Linked DNA regions of Homo sapiens: region 1 is linked to region 2. A link is an interaction called in ENCODE POLR2A ChIA-PET data of the cell type or tissue named here. Cell type or tissue: PC-3. All regions are shown on one strand.

Region 1 (2,500 bases), 200 kb before region 2:
CATAGTGATGTTTTGGTCAATAACAGATCACATATATGACTGTAGTCCCATAAGATTAAAATACTGTCTTCTTTTTTTTCTTTTCTTTTTTTTTTTTTTCAGACGGAGTGTCACTCTGTCGCCCAGGCCGGAGTGCAGTGGCTGCGATCTCGGCTCACTGCAACCTCCGCCTCCTGGGTTCAAGCGATTCTCCTGCCTCAGCCTCCTGAGTAGCTGGGATTACAGGCGTGCATCACCACACCCGGCTAATTTTTTGTATTTTTAGTAGAGATGGGGTTTCACCATGTTGGTCAGGCTGGTCTCGAACTCCTCACCTCCTGACCTCATGATCGATCCACCTGCCTCGGCCTCCCAAAGTGCTGGGATTACAGGCGTGAGCCACCGCACCCAGCCTTCTTTATTTTATGTATTTTTTTTTTTTTTTGAGACACAGTCTCACTGTGTCACCCAGGCTGGAGTGCAGTGGAGCAATCTTGGCTCTCTGCAGCCAAGATACAGGCAATTCTCCTGCCTCGGCCTCCTGAGTAGCTGAGACTATAGGCGCACACCACCATACTTGGCTAATTTTTGTATTTTTAGTAGAAATGGGGTTTCACCATGTTGGCCAGACTGGTCTTGAACTCCTGGTCTCAAGTGATCCACCCACCTTGGCCTCCCAAAGTGTTGCGATTACAAGCATGAGCCAACACCTGGCCCTGTATTTTCACTCTACCTTTTCTATGTTTAGAGATGTTTAGATACACAGATACAGATACTTACCATTGTGTTACAGTTGCCTGCAGCATTCAGTACAGTAACATGCTGTACAGGTTTGTAGCCTGGGAGCAATAGACTATACCATCCGTATAGCCTAGGTGTGTAGAAGGCTATACCATCCAGGCCTGTATGAGTACACTCTATGATGTTCATACAACAGTGAAATCCCTTAACGACACATTTCTCAGAACTTATCCCTATTGTTAGTAGGTGCATGACTGTACTAACTTGCACCTTTGTCATTGCATCATTGGGCTGTTCCTGTGCTGCCCAGTTTTTGGCTAGCTTGTGCCCAAGCAGAGCATCCTTACCAATTCTTACACTCCCCAATCTTGGCTTCCCTTGTTCTTTTTCACCCAGTTCCCTTTTCACCCAGACTGCAGCTGCTTTTATTTCTGGTCTGTGTACTATTCCTCAGTTCTTTCCTTTCAGAGGCTAGACCTTTGGACAGCTTTGAATGTCCTAAGGGACATTTGTGGCCTCTTTATTTGTAAGAGATCCTTTTCAGAAAGAAAACCAATGTTTTTATTAAAACGTTGCTATTACTGACAACCACATTTATTGAGCAACTTCTTGTCCAAAACACTACATGTAATATATTTAATCCACACAGTAAAATATATTAATTAATTGAGCAATTCTGAAAAATTGGTAGCATGAGAAGAGAAACCCAGAGTGGCTAAATCACTTGCCTGGGAGCTAATCCCTGGTAACTGGTAGAGCTGAGCTGTAAGCCCAGGCTCATCCCGCTTCCAAGCTAGAGCTTTCACCATTGCACTGTGCACACACCCGTCTCCTTCTCCCTTCTGTCCCTCATGAGTACACACAGACCCATAATTTTAGCAAATACGTCAGTGGCCAGAGATGCCACAACCTAGCTTTTACTTAATTTTTGTAGCCTTGTTTACCTTAAAGAAAAAAAAAATTAATTAAAATTTAAATTCTCCAACAAATCCTTATACTGTACTCTACATGAGTAGTGGCAATCAGAGTCATCCCATATCAATATTAGAAGCGATAACGCTGAATGTTTCTATAAGTCTTAGAGAGTTAGAATTTGGGAAGCTGAGGAGGTTTTGTTGCCTGGAAACCATAGGTGAAGACCGGTATGCATAGAAATTCTTGAGAGTATGCTAGTCCAGGAAGCAGGAAATCTTAAAATTTTTACATCATACGGAAATGGCTAGAAGCAAACCCTGTGAGTATGAAAAATAAAATTATCAGCTTAGATCTTACAAAACAAAAAGACAAGAAGCTACTGGTAGAATTGGAAGCATTGGATAATTTTGTAATAGTTCCAGAACTTACTAAATTTTGCTTCTCTTCCCTTCAGCTTGGTGATAATGACAAATTGTAGGAAAGCTGGTTAGTATATAACTTAAGCTAATGAATAATCGTGATTGAGTTAGCATCAGTCTTTTCACTGAATTCTTAAGCTGGGCTGCCTTGATTAAGACATAGTAATTTAGATTGAGCAACCCACTAATACTTTTCCTTTTATAAGTCACATCTAATACGAATACTAATCCGTATTTTAAAAATACTTTCGTTTGGTAGGAAAGTGGGTTGCAAACCAAAATCACAAATAAGCCTTATGGTTTGTTTTTTTCCTCTTGGTTGTCTCTGATTTTTAATGGTTGGAGAGTAGTGTATATTGTTGATATAAACAAAATAAATATATGAATTTATATTCTAGGAGAAAATTTAGCCACATAGAAATAAACGTATATAATGTCAGGTTTTT
Region 2 (2,500 bases):
TTTAGTGAATAATGTTCATTGGGGATTCGTGGGAGGCACAGATCCTAAGCACTTAAAAAACAAGTTAGGAAATATTGCTAGAAACTAAGTTAAAAACTAAATTTCCACCAGATGTTTGGAAATACAAGTTAAAATCTTCTCTGGTTCTGTTTACAATATCCAGTGAGCTGCACAGTCCCGTTGATTGTTTTGGTAATAGTTTTATCTTTTCTTCCTGTTGCCTGTCCCTCTTACCACATCTGCCTTGGGTTACCACATCCCCATCCATCATCACACTGCTGCATGGTGCCTGGCTTATAGTAGGGTTCAGTTCACAGAATGTCCGCTCTGATTTGAGCTAGAGCAGTGACCTTAGAAAGTCACTGAATTAAAATGTGTAGAGCTCTACAAGTAATCAGATTAAATTCATCAAGCATATGTTGAAACCTACTGTGAACAATTTTTGGGAGATCAAAAAATGAATTAAAGGTGTGACACTTCCAAGAAGTGAGCCTGGTGAATAATTGGTGCTCAACAAGTCCTAGGGAAATTATAAGATGCAAGCACTATGCCAACAGGAGTATATTTTAAAAATTATTCTGCTTAGCAAGCCATTTGCATGTTTTCTGGAACTGATCTTTCAGATTGGTTGATAGCTCCAACTGAGTCTTTGAATTTGGTCAGTTGCTACATATGCCTGTTAGTTGATATCAAATCCTGCTAAAATTATTTTCACTGTATGTTGTAAGTTCCTTTGATAATAGTGCTTAAGTGTTAGTTGCTCAAAATGAATGATTAATTGCCTTAGACTTGTAAATCTGTATATGTAACCTCATGTAAGAATTGTATATACAACCTAGGCCAGGCATGGTGGCTCACGATGTTTGTAAACTCTTACTTGCTCATGATGTTTTATCAATCTTAATATGGCTAGTGCTAGTAACACTCAGGATAGCTTATTTGAGCACAGTAAATCTCTGTCAGGCTAATGAAAGGGGAGAGTAGCTCAGAGTCCAAAATAAATACTCCAAAAATGGATCTTTTTTAGCTTGGAGCGCATTTAGTAGATTTAACCTGTCAAGTGTCTTGTTAGGTCAGTTGAAACAATGGTTTTAATTGTTAGCCTGGTGGCTGGGCCGTGGGAGAGACACTTGCTAATATGTTGAGTGGTGGATGGAAATAAGCCCAGGATTATAACTTAGTCAGAGGGATCTTTGAAACAGGTTACACTGGAGAGGTGTCCACTGACTCTATGTGTGTGCTGCATTCCAGGCTTTTCTGAATAAACTGTGTGGAAGAAATATTTTCCTGATGGTTGCCAGTCATTTGACAATTTAAAGTTTCGGCAAGACTAAGTCTTTAAAGCCAAAATGACCTGTAGCGTTCTAGGTCCTTAGGATGGTGCCTACTACCTGGTGTGGAATCTTTGGTATTTCCCTGCTTCCATTGACAGACTTGTCCCAGTGTACTTCTGTCAACAGATGAGTACTTTTTATGTTATTTTTTTATGGTGATAAAACACAGTAAAATTAAATACACCTGAAGTTCTTTGCCAAATAAAGCACACTTTGAGCACATTGATTTATTTATGTATTTCTCTCCACCTTTATTGACACATAAAAATTGCATATATTGGCTGGGTGTGGTGGCTTACGCCTGTAATTCCAACACTTTGGGAGGCTGAGGCACGTGGATCACCTGAGGTTGGGGGTTCGAGACCAGTCTGACCAACATGAAGAAACCCCATCTCTACTAAAAATACAAAATTAGCTGGGCGTGGTGGCACATGCCTGTAATCCCAGCTACTCAGGAGGCTGAGGCAGGAGAATTGCTTGAATCCGGGAGGCAGAGGTTGTGGTGAGGTGAGATCGCACCATCACACTCCAGCCTGGATGACAAGAGCAAAACTGCGTGTCAGAAGAAAAAAGAAATGCATATATTTAAGGTGTACCACATAATGTTTTGATATATAAAAGGTCCTTATCCTTTTTTTTTCTTTTGAGACAGAGTCTCACTTTGTCACTCAGGCTGGAGTGCAGTGGCGTGATCTTGGCTCACTGCAAACTCTGCCTCCTGGGTTCAAGTGATTCTCCTGCCTCAGCCTCCCAAGTAGCTGGGACTACAGGCACCCGCCACCTTGCCCTGTTGGCCAGGCTGATTTTGAACTCCTGACCTCAGGTGATCTGCCCTCCTTGGCCTCCCAAAGTGCTGGGATTATAGACATGAGCCACTGTGCCCGGCCCTTGCCCATTTTTTAATTGGGTTATTTGTTTTTTTGTTGTTGAGTTGTATGAGTTCCTTTTATATTTTGGATAATAACATCTTGTCAGACAGATGGTCTGCAAATATTTTCTCCCATTCTGTAGGTTGCCTTTTCATTTTGTTGCTTGTTTCTTTGTTACATAGAAACATTTTAGTTGCATGTAGTCCCACTTACTTATTTTTGCTTTTATTGCTGGTCTTCTTGGTGTCACATAAAAAATCATTGCCAAGACTAATGTCATGGAGCTTTTCTCCTATG

The links. ChIA-PET counts read pairs that join two places held together with the same protein. Peaks named below come from ENCODE experiments on the same cell type or tissue, not always from the same donor. Only the 100,000 strongest peaks of a DNase experiment are listed, where the experiment ranks them.
Region 1: POLR2A ChIA-PET joins it to region 2 with 5 read pairs; 3 of 35 experiments call an interaction of 5 or more read pairs at or near these places.

The regions. Positions count from the first base shown.
Region 1 is chr14:52,888,044-52,890,543 of GRCh38, reverse strand. All of the region lies in intron 4 of FERMT2 (FERM domain containing kindlin 2), which reads left to right. All of the region lies in intron 1 of LOC105370500 (a long non-coding RNA gene), which reads right to left. Among named protein-coding and RNA genes, the nearest start is that of FERMT2, 62 kb to the left of the region's middle. In PC-3, no CTCF peak of the experiment used is centred here; no DNase peak of the experiment used is centred here.
Region 2 is chr14:52,690,180-52,692,679 of GRCh38, reverse strand. All of the region lies in intron 1 of ERO1A (endoplasmic reticulum oxidoreductase 1 alpha), which reads left to right. Among named protein-coding and RNA genes, the nearest start is that of ERO1A, 4.1 kb to the left of the region's middle. In PC-3, no CTCF peak of the experiment used is centred here; a DNase peak (open chromatin) is centred at 1,309; H3K4me3 peaks cover 1,583 bases; H3K27ac peaks cover 1,396 bases.